2 separate regions of the Homo sapiens genome follow, and region 2 is linked to region 1. The links are chromatin loops, found by intact Hi-C in ENCODE. Cell type or tissue: IMR-90. All regions are shown on one strand.

What was found. A loop is a pair of places that touch in the nucleus more often than their neighbours do. Peaks named below come from ENCODE experiments on the same cell type or tissue, not always from the same donor. Only the 100,000 strongest peaks of a DNase experiment are listed, where the experiment ranks them.
Region 2: it touches region 1 in a loop (4-fold over the local background); 4 of 110 quality-filtered maps call a loop at or near these places.

What each region holds. Positions count from the first base shown.
Region 1 is chr6:168,953,162-168,961,161 of GRCh38, forward strand. LOC105378146 (a long non-coding RNA gene) reads right to left here. Exons shown (of 4, transcript NR_136250.1): 2 at 4,579-4,698; 3 at 1-78. Among named protein-coding and RNA genes, the nearest start is that of LINC01615, 210 kb to the right of the region's middle. In IMR-90, a CTCF peak has its summit at 3,915 (motif pointing right); a DNase peak (open chromatin) is centred at 3,910.
Region 2 is chr6:169,164,169-169,172,168 of GRCh38, forward strand. No RefSeq gene overlaps it. Among named protein-coding and RNA genes, the nearest start is that of LINC01615, 5.2 kb to the left of the region's middle. In IMR-90, no CTCF peak of the experiment used is centred here; DNase peaks (open chromatin) are centred at 1,473 and 3,933; H3K27ac peaks cover 3,967 bases.

The DNA of each region.
Region 1 (8,000 bases):
TCTGTGGCAGGAAATTGATCAACTCTTCTCTGACTTGAAATGTCTTTATTTCATCTTATGTTTAATGAGGTATGATTGCTGTAAAATAAGTTGCATATATTGATGAATACTGATACAGTGACATATTGATTTCCCATGAAAACATGTGTTTCTGTAAGCAAAAGGCTTCCTCATGTTCCTTGGTGTCCATTCCTCCCTCTGTTCCTGTCCTGAGGCAACTGTCAGTTTGATTTCTGCCACTGTAAAATGGTTTTCATTTTCCAGAATTTCATGTAAATGGAGTCTTGCAGTGCATGCTCTTTCTTACTTTTAACCTGGCTGCTTTAATTTCACCTGACAATTTTGGGTGCATCGTCCACTCATTGCGTCCCCCAGTAGTTTGTTCCTTTTTATGGCTGAGTCGTTGCCCGTTGCATGAGCACAGCACAATTTATCTACCCATTTACCTGCTAATAGACATTTATATTATTTTCTATATTATTTAATATATATATTTAATATATTATTTAATATATTATTTTTATATTAAAAATAAAAAATGATATGAGCATTTGTATCCAAAAATTTGGGTCTCAAATGTATTAATTCTAGGAGTAGAATATCTGAGTCATATGGTAGGTGAATGTTTAATGTTTTATAAATTGACCACACTGTTTTCCAAAACGGTTTACATTCTCAGCCGAAGTGTATAAGAGTTGAAATTGCTCTGCATCCTCACCAGCGTTTGCTATGGTCATACTTTTAAATATTAGATATTCTCACACGAGTGCAATGGTATTGCTCTTATGGTTTTAACCTCCTTTTCCCTAAAGACTAGTACTGTTGAGCATCTTTTCCGTTGCTGATTTGCCATTTGTGCATCTTTTCTTCTTGTTGTTGTTGTTGTTGAAATATCCATTAAAATATTTGTCCAACTCAGTCCACAAATGTACTGAGTTGTTTGTTTTCTTACCATTGTGTTATAAATTATTTATATATTCAGAACAAAAGCTCTTTTTCAGATATTTATTTTGCAAATACTTCCTTTCAGTCTATTAAATAATTTTAATGATGTCTTTTGAAGAATAAAAGATTATAATTTTCATTTTTTTAAATTTATAATGTATAATTTCTTGTGTCCTCTTTAAGAAAACTTTGCCAAACAGAAGATCACTAATCTTATGTCCTATTTTTATTCCATAAATGCTATTAACTAATTATTATTGGCATTTATAGAAAATTCCTCCAGACAGCAGCAAAGTATATCTTTAAATTGAAATATTTCCCAAGATAGCTGATAGTCTGTGCCATAGACTAAACCTTAAACATGAAAAAAGAGTAGAAAACAAGCAAAGTATGTTCTGAAACCATAATGAAATTAACTGAAAATAAACAAAAATATATCTGGAAAATCTCTGAATATATGGCAAATAAACAACACACTTCTAAATGAATGATGGGTCAAAACTGAAGTCTTACACTAAACTAAAAATATTTTGAATCAAAAATTAAAATACAATATATCAAAATTATCAGGATGCAGCTAAGCAGTGCTTTGAGGGAAATGTAGAGTACTAAGTGCTTGTAATAGAAATCAGGAAACACCTAAAATCAGTAATATTACAAACATCTCTATGCCCAAAAGGAAACAACTTACATGAAAATTAAAAATGTTTCTACCTGTAATAATGAACATTTGGAATTTGAATTTTAAAAAAAATGTCATTTGCACAACATGGCTGGGCCTGGAGGACATGATTCTATGTGAAATAACCCAGACACAGAAAGAAAACAATTGAATGATCTCACTTATATGTGAGATATTTTTTTAAAAACCCTCAAACACACAGAGACAGAGTGTGTAACAGTGTTTCCATGGGTGGGGGTTGCAAGAGGACATGGGGGGATGTAGGTCAAAGGGATCAAAATATCATAGAAGGTAGGTGGGACAACAGTTCCGGAGACTGGATGCACAACGTGAGGGCCAAACTTCATAAAATTATACCATGTTAAGGATTTTTGTTAAATAAGTAGATTTTAGCTGCCTTTGTCACAAAAAATATGTGAGATAATAGATATGTTAATCTGTTTCACCACTGTAACCATTTTACCATCTATATTTCATAGCATCATGTTGTAAACCTCAAATATACACAATACTATTTAAAAGGCACTAAATCGTACTAAAATAAATGAAGCATTAGGTATAAATATAACAAAATAGGTGCAGCGTCTGTATGCTGAAAACTACAAAACACTGATGAAAGAAGGAAGAAATATCTAAGTAAATGAAGAAATATGCAGTTTCATGGATTTGAGGCTTAATATTTCAAAGATGTCCATTCTCCCATTTTCCCTGATTTGAGCAATGCAATCTCAATAAAATTCCAGCAAGTCTACTTTGTAAATAACAACAAGCTGAATCAAAATTCATGTAGAAAGGCAAAGAAACTATAATAATCACAAAAATTCTGCAAGAAAAACAAAACAAAATTCTGGAAAATGAACAAAACAACAAAAGTAAAGTACTCACATAACTTGATTTTAAGACACTATAACGTGACAGTAAACAATAAAATGTGGCATTGGCACTGGGATAGGCAATCAATGGAACAAAAGTAAGAATAGAGAAATTGACTCAGACATATATTGACAAGTGACTTTTGGCATAGGTACAAGTCATGTTAGGAAAGAAAGAGAATCCTTTCAGTTAATTGTGTTGGAACATTTGATATGCAAATGTCCCAAATAGGACCAATATATACCTTTTCCATATACAAACATTAATTCATAGTGGATTATAGATTTGAATGTAAAATGCAAAACCATACAACTTCTAGAAAAAAAACATAACAGAAAAGCTGCATGGCTTTGGTTTTGGTGGTGAGTTTTAAGATACAGTACCAAAAGCATGCTCAATGAAAGAAGAATTTTTAAAATTTGACTTTAACAAAATTTAAAGTGTTTGCTTTGCAAACGACCTGTAAATATGGTAAAAAAGCAAGCCACAGACTTGGAGCTATTACTTGCAAATTTCATATTTGATAAAGTACTTATATCCAGAATTTTTTCTCTCTCTCCCTATTACCCTCAAGTACTACTAAAGTTAAAGCTTAAAATAAAATTGACAACACCAAATGTCGATAGGCATGTGAAACCACAAGAATTCCCATTGCTGGTGGGAATACAAAAGTAGTATTCTACTTGGACGTCCACACCCCCTGGATCACAGATTGCCCATTTCTTATAAAGATAAACATACAATCATCTCATGGCCCACAAAGTCCTGTCCTAGATGTTTATCTAAGTGAATGGAAAACTGTGTTCACACAAAAAACAATTTGCAGATGTCTATAACAGTTTTATTCATAACACCTCAAACTGGAAACAACCAAGTTGTCCTTCAACACGAGTGGAGAAACAGACTGTGGTGTGTTCACACGACGTAAGGCTACTCAACAGTGAAAGGAGTGAGTAACCGACTCACAGGATGTAGATGAATCTTAACTGCATTTTGGTAAGTGAAAAAGGCAGCACCCAAAGGCTGCATATTACATGTTCCACTTATATAACATCCTGGAGGAGGCAAAAATGTAGGAACGGAAAAGGGGGCAGGGCTTCTAAGGGTTTGGGGATGGGTTGATGAGTGATGGAACTGTTCTGTGTGGTAGTGGGTGGAAGATTTTTGACTGCATTTCTGTGTTGTGGAAAGACATGGAAAAGCTAAAAAGTCAAATTTATCGTATGCAAAGTAAATAAAAACTCAACTAGGATTTGAGGAAATCTCAAACTAGAAGGATGACTGTGACAAATGAATCTAACTGATTACAAATGATGACACAACTCAGAAATGTTGCTCCAGAATCAGAGAAGAGAAGTGTGAATCTGGTGGGGAACTCAGCCGGGCAGGCTGGGAGCTGTCAGGCCAGCCACTTGGTGGTGCCAGAGGACCTCCAATAGAAGCTTGCACATGATTTTACATAATTTACCCAGACAGCAAAGAAGGCTCAGCCACTGCACTCAATCAATACCAGTGAGGACACTGCCACACTTGCTGAACACAACCCTGGAGCACGTCTACAGGTCAACAGCATGACACCGATAAAACTGAAAAATGGAAAAAGCACAGGAGCCCGAGCCTCTACACACAGAACCTGGGCCCCTTTTTGAATTTCATATGACTACACTGTATAATGAGTTTTGACTGTGTCCTGGTCATTGTTTAATTTTTCTCAGAATTTACTTGGAGTTTTACTGGTTGGAGATTTATGGACTGTATGGTAGAGAAAGCAAACATATAAATAAGCATAATTATGCTGGCTCCCAATGTAAAGAATGAATTCATTGTTCTAGTTTTGCTGGAGTTGTCACTGAAGAGCTCTGAAAGAAGCCTTCTGCCTGCTCAGAACCTTGAGGCATCCAGTGGCACCACAGAGCTAAAGCCATCCAAAGCATCTGGCGTAGCTTCCCTGGTAAAGATGTCACACTAGTCTCATGAGTCCACACTCCCTGAGAGCCCTATAAACTCTCACCATGTGAAACTATCACAGGTTCGCCATTATGCAAAGTATTTACCCCAAAATTTCAACTTTATCTTACTTCAGGCAGACATAGAAGAGGTACTTCCAAAGGTTCATGCAGTGTACTTAGGCTCATGGTCAATCAGCGCAGGCTGCCTTTTCTCCATGGCTCCGAAGCAGCTTCCACTAGACCTAAGACCTGGAAATGTTGTCTTATAAGAAAAGATGAAAAGAAAAAACATGCCCTAGATTCACATGGAAGGAAGACCATACTTTGCTTTTGGCCACTAGTCCACAATTAACCTGAGAGTTATGTCACCCAGGTACAACACCTGGTCCCCTGTCCCGTCAGAAACATTTACAGCAAAGATAGTCAGGAATGTACCAGAGCAGATGATGTTCTGGAGAACCCAAATTACGCAGATGAAGACAACTTATTTCAAAAGAAAGAGAAAATTGTGAGAAGTGAAGTTTCCGCCAATACCCACTGCAAGTGTGCCAGATGACTGGCTCTAGAGTGTCATCCTCGAATCTGGGGGCTTTCCTTCCCTGTTTTCCTGGGCATTTTCTTGGCATGTTGCCTACGTATGGTTCTTTTCTGTTAACAGGCACCTGCTGCCTCTCAGCAATGGTGTCTATAATGTTCCTCCCCCTACTATTATGAGCCACTAGCTCATCCCTAGTGGCTTCTTGTCATGAGTCTAATTTCTGGTTTGATATTCTCACAATGGGGCTCATTCTGACAATCAGAATCACTCCTAGGCTTGGTCTCACTGTCTCTGTGCGATAGCCAGACTCTTGGTATCAGTGTCTTGTGACATATACGTTGGTTTTCTGTGTAATTTTACTCAAACATGAAGTGACATTTTGCATGAAACTCTAATATTTGTTTCAAGGCATTCCTATAACTCAGTTTATCAAGACAGTTTGTTTATCTGTGCAAACTTCTCTCTATCAGGACAACATGTTGCTAATCTGAGCAAAAAGTTCATTTACCAAGTAGCAATGTTCTTGTGAAGGCTCACTTCGAAACTCTTGTCTTCTGTCCACAAACCTTACAAGATCACACCACAGGCTTTACCCAATCCTAATCAATTTTCATCTTAAAAGAATCACCGAAACCTACCATTTATTCTAACAAACTTGATAATCCACACTTCATCCTGATAAAAACGTTAATTCAGGAAATTCTTCTGGCACAGACTGGGGTCTCCGTATCTTTCTCCCTCCAATCATGATCCCGGCTCTTCCGGGATCCCATCTCTGTTGGTGAGGAGTCACTGGGGCTCTGGGAGCCCTGGAAAGACTTGGGACTTTAAAAGCTGAAGATTCTTAAGAAGCTACAATGTATATTATTTGTTGTTTTATTTTATTGACTGGTTCTCATAGCATACATATGTATGAAAAACTAGTACTTATCTCTTTTTTATCTTTCTAAGAAGTCTTTGCAAAAAAGAATTATGTGCTGGTTGTGTGTGTCTGTGTGTGTGTGTACACCGGTGTATGTGTGTAATGGGGGAGGTGCTGGTTGTATTATTTGAGAATAAAGAATACAAGGCTTTGAAAAGTCACTTTGCCCAAGGCTACATAGTAAGTTTTTTGGATTTTGTTTGTTTTGTTTTCTTCAAACAGGGTTTCATTCCTGTTGCCCAGGCTGGAGTGCACTGGCGTGATCTCAGCTCACTACAGCCTCTACTTCCTGGGTTCAAGTGGTTCTCCTGCCTCAGCCTCCCAAGTAGCTGGGACTACAAGCACATGCCAGCACACCTAGCTAATTATTTTTTCGTATTTTTAGTGTAGATAGGGTTTTGCCATGTTGCTCAAGCTTGTCTCAAACTCCTGGCCTCAAGTGATCTGACCGCCTTGGCCTCCCAAAGTGCTGGTATTACAGGCGTGAGCCACTGCACCTGGCCTATAGTAAGTTTAACAGCTGGAATTCCAACCTTGTGAAGCATTGATAAGAACTGGAAAAAAAAAAATTCAGAAGAGTAACTTAAACACATATAAAATGCAAATCCCCATGGAAGTGTATTAACTAGACATTACTTACTAGATTTCATTAAATTCCGGTAGATCTAAACATATTGCAATTACATGCACTGATATATTTTTGGAAACTGAATATTTTAATAGCTTTGTTGAAATATAATTAATAAACCGTACATGCCAGTTAGTATAGTCTCAGTGCTGTGCAACCACAACCACAAGGTAATTTTAGAACATTTTTACTCTGAAAGGAACCCCATACCCGTCAGCAGCCATTCTCTTGCCTGCCACCTCCCTCCACCAGTCCCTGGCCACCACCAATCTACTCGATGTCTCCATGGGTTTGCCTGTTCTAAAACTTTCATATAAACAGAATTATAGAATATGTGGTCTTTTAAAAATTCCTTCAAACTCTGTATTTTCCCTAAGCATATATCTAACTGAATTTATGAAACTTTTGCAATAATTTTAAAGGAAAGTTTTGAGTTACTTATTTTCAGAAATGGTAATATTCAATTTTTTTTAATTCTACACAGAAATAAATATCTTTGAAAAGCTCAGCTGTTGGAAGTGAAGATGCTTTGTCCAAATGGAGAAATAAAATTAGGATGAAGAGACGCTAATTTAACTACATTTTGTGATGGGAAAAATGCAAGACATTTATTAGGGAATCCATTCCCGATCCTGCATAAAAGGGCACAAACTTTGGCCACAGAGTATTTTGAAGGGGATACATGATAATATTAATTAAGCATATATATGGGGCCAGATTTATATTTTTAATAGACAAGTTAAAATACCCAAATTCATGCAAGGCATAAGAATGACAGCTTTGTGAGGAGCAAGCAAGGCCTCCAGGAAAGGGACAGGGAGAGAAAGTGGGAAGCGGATGGAGGTTGGGCTGAGGCCCTGGTCTCTGCTCTTCCCTCCTCCCCACCAGCCCGTTTCTCTTTTCCATCTTTTTCTACCCTCTATGACAAATGAGAGTGTATCAAATTCACCTCCAAATGGGCTAATGTATTTTCCATGTCTCCTTTCACTCGGTTTAAATATAGAAACAGAGGAGTGTGGAAAGGCACTAGCCCCAGCAGAGCGGGTTGGCTTTGTCCCCGGGTTCACTCTTGTGTCCTGGACAGGTCACTTCAGGTCTCTGCTCCTCGGATTCCTCATTTGTGAAACACAGGCAAAAACTCAAGGATCTCCACCTTGCTGTGGTGGTGAATTAGTGGGGTAAATGCTTAGCCCAGGGCTGGCTTGCTGTACCCTCCACAATGACTACTTGAAGTGGATCCCAGAGGCTCTTTTCTTTGCAATAAAGACAGTTTAAGAAAACGAGATTTTTAAATAACTTGTCTGCAACTTCTGCAAGAGATGATAAGAGCATATGGTTTCTTTCTAAGCTACTTTCAGATGAACCGTAAATCTTAATGCGTTCTCCTGCACTGGAGGGAGAAGCTGCTAATGCAAGCTCAGCCCTCCTGTGCAGCTCGTAATGAGGCAGGCCCCTCAGTCCCC
Region 2 (8,000 bases), 210 kb after region 1:
AACCTCTGCCTCCCGGGTTCAAGCGATTCTCATGCCTCAGCCTCCCGAGCAGCTGGGACTACAGGTGCCCGCCACCATGCCCAGCTAATTTTTATACTTTTAGTAGGCACAATGTTTCACCATATATTGGCCAGGCTGGTCTCAAACTCCTGAACTCAGGCCATCCACCTGCCTCCCAAAGTGCTGGGATTACAGGCGGGAGCCACCGCACCCAGCCCAAGTGCATTATATTTGTTGTGCACTTTATTTCTATTATTATTACACTGTAATATATAATGAAATAATGATACAGCTCACCATCATGTAGAATCAGTGGGAGCCCTGAGCTTGTTTTCCTGCAATGAGATGGTCTCATCTGAAGGTGATGAGAGACAGTGACAGATCATCAGGCATTAGATTCTCATGAGGAGCACGTAACCTAAATCCCTCGCATGCACAGTTCACAAGAGGATGTGAGCTCCTGTGAGAATCTGATGTTGCCGCTGATCTGACAGGAGGTGGAGCTCAAGGGGTAACTTGAACCATGGGGAGCGGCTGTCAATACAGATGAAGCTTTGCTCACCTGCTGCTCACCCCCTGCTCTGGGGCCCAGTTCCTCACAAGCTATGGAACGGTACTAGTCATGCTCCCAGGACTGGGAACCCCTGGTTTAAATCATAAGGGAAATCTCAGTTTAAATCTTTATTTTAAAAAAATAACAAAAATGAATTTTCTGCTTATGATGGCCTTATATTAACAGAAATGAGTAGTGCTCACATTTTGGAAGTAAGCCTTCTAAGTTATGATGATGATGATGATTTACTTTTCTATGTTATATATACATGGGCGGTATGAGTTCAACAGTCACTTGCGTATTATCAGCACATGTTAACTTAGGAGGATTCTAGAACTTTTTTCTTTCACAGAATTAGAAGTACCTTTTCCAATATTCATGCCATGAAGAGTTTGTTGGTGAGTTCTGATCCACCCCTCTCAAATCTGCCTATATATGGGGCCGTCCATGGTGATGGGGTGGACAGCTGGGCTCTGCAACCTGCCAGCGTTTTCCTGCTGTGCCCTGAGGCAGTGCTCAGGCTAGCCAAAGATCTGTGGGTGCTGAATGCAGCTGTCCTCATCGTGAGCTCCCTTTTTGTCACCAAAGCTGCTTCTCTTGGTTGATTCTGTTAGGTGTGGGGTGTATCCACAATTTCTTAGGTTAATACTTAAAAGATAGAGACGTACTCAATCCAGGTCCAGTGGAATGCCTTTGGTAGTGGGATTGTACCCAAAGTTCACAGAAGATAAATTTTATATAAAATGAGCCAGGTTTGCTTTGTACATTTCCAACTGTAGAATGAAATTTAGGGGACTGAATAGTCAGTGTCTTATTTCACTTGTGTCTTTGGATACAAATGTTTTTCTTTTAAAACTCCTGACTGCATATTCCTTGTGTGTGTGTGGCTTTTAGTCCTAGATTGTAAAGCTTGCCAAGTCTGCCTGCTGGGAACTGACTCCTCTATGCAGAAGCTCCCCTTCCTCTGACACAGTGCAGGTGGGTCAAAGCCTCCTCCTGCACTTTATCCTTGAATTACACAGGAACTTGCATTGAGGCCATTGAAAGGGTGATGGCTTAGAGTGCATGAGAGCCTGGCCACCATGTGCTAGTGACCGACTGCACCCGCTGTGGCCCTCAAAGGGAGTCATCATCACCTGCCTTGCCAGGCACTGTCTGGTGAAGCCCCTGACATCTCTCCCAAGCCTGTGGGCAGTGGGGATGCTCTCTATGGCACGGAAAGCCTTTCACAGTCAGCGTGAGATAGTAATCAGTGTAAAACTGAAATGCGTCTTCTCCTTATCCACTGAGGCGTCAGCTCCCCCGCCGGCAGCAGGTGTGCTGTTTTCAGTGGCTCTGGCACCCATGGCTGTGGGTTGTGCTCTAGCAGTGTCTTCATCACAGAGGCACTTCCCTGTGTGCTGCGGCTTTGCCACCAGGACATCTTCTGCACACACTGTCCTGGGTAGGCCTTAGAGCTATGTCTGGACCAGAGAGCTTGAAACTGTGCCTACAAACCTGCTTCTGTCTCCCTGTGAATTTGAATAGGGGAGGTTTGGAGATCATGAAGATGAGCCCTTAGCGACATAGAGACGACGATTCCCTTTTCCTACTAGCAGTGACCCTCTTAGCCAGCAACCTGAGTAGCAGGTTTATCTAGGCGTCTTGTCTCCTGGTCTGTTTCTAGAGCTTTCTGCTTTGCCTGGCTTTAGAGAACTTGCTTTCTGTCCATGCCCTGTAAGGGATGGAGTGACTGATTTGCAGTTTCCAGGGGGACAGTGACTTTGAGAAGATCCCTGCATTGCACACACCACAGGATTTTACCGTACAGCAGAAACACTTCTGCCTCTGTTCATGAGGTGGGCTGGTAGAGGGCGGGCGCGTCCCCTAGGAAAGCTGAAAAAAGGGGAAAGTAAGAGAGTTCTTGGTGGAAGTATTTTTGTTTGTAACTTTGCCTCCTATAAGATATTAGAGAAGAAAATCGTCCGAGAATGGGGAAGTAGGGGAAGAGAACGGATAATCAATCCCTGGATTGGAGCTCTAGTCTAGTTGATTGGTCAGGAAGACTGCAGAGGTTTCCAGGTTGGATTGTCAATTTCAGTTCATCACAACAAGGCCCAGGAATCAGAAACAGGGCTGCAATCAGCAGAAACAGCCCTGCTCTGGACATCTCAGGGGCCTGAACATGAGGGCTGGGTCCAGGAAGGACAGGGCAAATGACGGCAGGACAGCAGCCCAGCCCAGCCAGGGCTCACAGAAGCGCTCCCAGGCAGGGCAGCAGAGGGCCCAGCAATGCTTCTTGAGAGCACGCCGCGGACATGACTTCATGTGGATGTGCTTTCCCTTCTAGAAAGACACACGCCTGGGGCACCATCATCACTCGGCATCCCTTGATGATGGAACTGCCCTGAGACAGTTCCAAGGAGTGGCGGCCCAAGGCCTCACACTGGACGGAGGCTGAGCTCCACTGCGGCCCCGGCAGGCGGGCTTCCTAAGAGCAGCGTGGAATCCCGGGGCTCTGCGCACCGTGCCCGGCCCCGGGCTCCCTGACGCGAGGCAATGCCTGGGCACAGCGTACGGCCACCGGCACCTTCACTCCTCACCTGTGCACGCGAGTGTGGGGGATGAAGCGACATCGGTGTGTGGCGTCTCAGTGCAGCGCCGGCACACACAGCCCTAAGCAGATGCGGAGCAGAGATGACGGTGGAGTCACCCCGCGGGTGCAACCCCATCTTAGCAGGAGGGCCGGGTTTTGGGCAGCTCGGGCCTTCAGAAAAAGGATCATGTCAGCGTGCATGCCACGCTGCACGTCCCGGGAGTTAAATCTAGGAATAGTTCTGACACCTGACTTAGGAGTGTGTTTCACTGCAAGTATTAAGGCAGATCCGCAGACCCATGTAGATGAATCACCTTCACTTTCAGCTACTAGGAGGGGCCCCATGAGGTAGCTGATGAGGAAGAGCCCCCTAGACGAGGCGCAGCGTGGGGCCACGGCCTTGGGATCCGGGCGCCACCCCAGCGGTTCTGTGCCGCCAGCAGGCCCTGCCGCATCTCCGGGCTGGAGGCTTGACTGTCAGCAGATGAGGCCACGGGGTCGGGGTGTCTCTCCCACCAGAACGGCTTCGTGGGGTGCTCACTATCCCCTGGTCACGCTTCGGCACGGCTGGCACGGGCTCCCTGAGGGGCTGTTGGAGAACCCCCAGGCCCCCTGGGTCTTGCCACGGAGACCACCCAGCCTCAGGCTGGTTCTCAGGTGGCCCCTTCTCTACGCTTAGGACGTGGCTTTTCCCAAGCTCTTTCCCAGCTGCCTGTCACTTTTCTTCCCAGCTTTCCCTTCCGAAGGGAGCTCGGCTTCATTCCATGGCTTTCCAGTCACGTCATAAGCATTTCCTCGTCTGACCCACGAACTGATAAAACGCTCTGGACGGGGCGGCCTGCATGCTCCAGGGACTGCATCATCTCCGTGGGCGGCAGGGCGCCTGCAGGCACCCAGCCTTGCGCGGGGCAGGCGGTCTTCTGAGGGTGCAACCCTGTCCCCCCAGGGCCCTAAACACAGCGTCAAAACTGAGCTACCTCCACAAAAATTTTGAACAAACTAGAAATCATAAGGTGGTGAATAATGATATGTTACCATACGCAAGTAGAAAATTGAAAGTTTCAGCAAAAACTAAGTCCAAAGCAACAGCTGCGCCAGGACGGAGAGCCCACAGTGAAATTGCTGCGTGCGCCCAGGGCGGCGGCGGCGCCAGGCAGGCGCGGATCCCGCTGCGAGGGACTTGCCTGCTGACCTGGGGCCGCAGGGAGCTCTGCTTTATCAGGAGAATATTTGAAAAGCGATCTATTAAAAGGAATGCTTAAGTGAATTATAAAAGTCTGAGAAAGGAAATGGGAGAACCAAGTTATCTAAATTTTCTCAAAACTAATTATTAGCTGGGCGAAAATGTAGATATTCGGGGCACTGAGGGTGGTGAGTGCGATTTTGCTTGCACCATTGGCAAAGTATACCTTGAATTTATCAAAATTTTGTCATCATCTAGTCTTAAATAGTTAAACGGTAAGCAAACGACGCTAAACAAAATAAGGAGACAGAGAAAAGTGCGGACAGTTCTCACAGGAGTTTCCACTGGGGCTGCATTCCCAGGGCGCTGGCCGGGAAAGCTCAGTCCACTGAGCACAATATGCTTTCTCCATAGCGTGAGGGCTGCCACCATCTACCGAGTGGATCATTAGGCCTGTCTCCCAGAGACAGCAAAAAATGTGCAGAACTACGTACACATCCGTGGGCCGGAAAGCACTTTCCCTATAGATTCTGGTGCCCTGCGGCTCTCGGATGGGGAGATGCGCGCACTCCAGACCCCCACAGGCCCCCAGAGCACGGTGGAGGGTGGGGGCAGAGTCATAAGAGACGTTTTACCAAACATCACTGAATGCAGCTTTTTCTCTCCCTTGAGAAAAATGAAACACCCAGTAATTTAATTTTAAATTTAAAAGCTGCCTCTTTAAACTTTGTTGAAAAATACAGAATATGCCACCATTCTGCAGTTTCATGTCATGAATGGATAAAGTACGAGGAAAGGGAGGGGAGGAATTTGTAAAAGTTTAATGGAAAAGGCAAGAAGAAAGCTGGCCAAGAAAGAGAGAGGGAGAACCAAGAGAGACGGGATGTGGGGAGGAGAGAAAAGCGTGCAGATGAGGAGAGAGCGGGGGAGGAAGGGGACACAGACAGCCCGGAGCGTCCCTTTCCGAGGAGCGCTGTGGACAGGCCTGAGCAGCCTGGACGGGAGTGACTTGATGATGTGATGGGCGGATTTCCTGGCAAACTTTCCACCTCTTTCAGGTCACACCCATCTTCAGTCTCTGCTCACCATGACAGAGTCACAGCCACACCCGGGACAGAACCTGGGCTCCGGGCAGCAGGTAATAGGAGGATATTCTACCCAGGGCCGGAACAAGCCAGGTCCAGCCTCAACTGCTCTGTGGCTAGTAAGTGCGAGGATGCTGTGTCACAGGTGTCACACGTCACTAAGAGAACGTCGTGGGCGCACGGGGAATGTCTTTATGGCACTGTCTGGAAGCAGGCTGCATCTCAGCAGCTCCAGAGGTTACAGGGGCTGGTTTTCACCAACACAAGAAGTGTTAGAGACAGGAGACGTGGAGGAACCTGTCGAACCTGGTGGGGATCGAGTTTAAACACATCTGCACACACTTGGGTGTGTGTGTCCCAGCGCATCTCAGCCCTGAGTGCCCACACCTGGCTTCCCTGCCCCCCCACCCCTCCTACCCCACAGTCCACACTGCCCCACACCTACTCGTGTCCAGAAAGCTCTCGCTGAGCCTCCTCCCACATCAGCCACTCTTGGAGGACTGAGAAAACAGTGGTGGGGGGCCAGTTCCCAAATCCAGGCGCTCCTGGCACATCCAAATCCGGGACGACTGACCAAGGGCTCGCACTCAGCCTGAGGAAGCAAGTGGTCCTTTGACTCGGAGTAAGAACTGCTCAGAGGCCAACGTGCTCTGGCTCGGGTCCCCCTGGCACCTCCAGGCAGGTCTTTCTAATTTGGTTCCTGAACACGCTCCAGCTCCCATCCTGAGGCCTGCCCTTGCCCTTCCCTCCCCCATTGCTCTTCCCACCCTCCTCCCTTGCCATTCCCTGTCCTCATTGCTCTTCCCACCTTCCTCCTTCCGCTCCCTCTCAAGGCCCTGCCCTGTCTGGTTCACCATCCTCCTCTCGTCCTCTCCTGGCTCCTCCCCAGAGCTTGGTGTTCATTCGGACGCCTTCTCCCTGCAGCCTCCACCAGGGCCCTGGCTGCCCTCGCCCTCCAGCAAGTCACTGTATTTTACGTTCTTCATGGAGTTTTTTACTTTTGAGATTTATCAACTTTACATGCATGTTTGCTGCACCCCCTCACTAGATTTCATCTACATGGGAACAGAGACCCCTCTGCTTTGCTCCCTGCTGTAAACATCCCGGCTCGGGAAAGTCTCTATCTACAGACACTGCTGGGTGCTGAGTTTCCAGAGCAGTCAATGCGATGTGCGACTCCGTGGTGAGAACTGAAGATGCATGAGGATGAGGGGCGCTCGATCCCTGTCCTCTGTGATCTGGTACAACAGAATCAACCCCTGCATGGTGGGCCCCAGTGAGCAGCCTGCGGGATGCACGGAGCCACCCAGAAACACGTGAACTCGGTGGCAGCAGCAGAGACAGAAACATCTCACAGTACACCAGGAATGAAAGTGTAAAATACTTAGCATTTGACAAGGTTTCCAGTTATATGTTCTTCTTTGAGCATCAAATGAGGGTCCCATACCTATTTCTGTGCTCATGTTACAGACAGAATGGAAACACAGAGAGTTACAGAGATGTGATCCAGGTGGGGGCTGGGAAGGGGCTTCCTGCAGAGGTTTATACCCAGGCTCGTGGAGAAAATGCCCTACGAGGGACCAAGCCAAGGACTCAAGCAAACGCAGGGAATGAGACAGCGTTTCCAGGCCAGAATGCGGGAGCCCTTCAGCAGAATCAGGGGTTAGGAAGCTCGGTGACTTCAGGCAGGAAGGCGATGGAACGGGAACAGGGTCTTTCTGTTTCACGTAGGCGATGGAACGGGAATGGGGGTCTTTACTTTTCACGCAGGTGATGGAACAGGAACGGGGTCCTTCCATGTGGGAAATGCTGAGCCTGCGCTGCCAACCGCCTCCGGGTGAGACATCTTGTGGACAGCTGGGACAGGCGGCAGAGTAAGAGGCAGTGGTTTAGAAGTCAAATGCCCTTGGACAATTGTGGAAGCTTTTGATTTTATTATTTTATTATTAACTGAAAAAAATAGAAAATAGAAAATAGAAAAAAATAGAATTGGAGAGGAGGAATAAGTAGATGTTTAGCAACAGAGCGTGCAATGCAGCAGCACACTGAGAAAAGTAGCCCAGAAAGGACGGGGAGCTTCAGGAGGCGACAACTCACAAATATGACGGCCACTCACAGGCCAGTCCTGCAAACGACAGATGACTCCAGGAGAGGCCGGGCGTGGTGGCTCACACCTGCAATCCCAGCACTTTGGGAGGCTGAGGCAGGTGGATCACCTGAGGTCAGGAGTTCGAGACCAGCCTGGCCAACATGGCGAAACCCCGTCTCTACTAAAAATACAAAAATTAGCCGGGCGTGGTGGCGGGCACCTGTAATCTCAGCTACTCGGGAGGCAGAGGCAGGAGAATTGCTTGAACCTGGGAGGCAGAGGTTGCAGTGAGTCGAGATCATGCCATTGCAATTCAGCCTGGGCAACAGGGCGAGACTCCATCTCGAAAACAAAACAAAACAAAACAAATGACTTGAGGAGACGGCTTCAGAAAATACTGTTGTGTTTGGTGACTGAGTGGTTATTCATGTTCTTGGACAATGCTTTCCAAATGTTAGTTTGCCTACAGGTCACGCAAACATCCTGCATGTGAAGGCAGACTCCGGAGGTCTGGG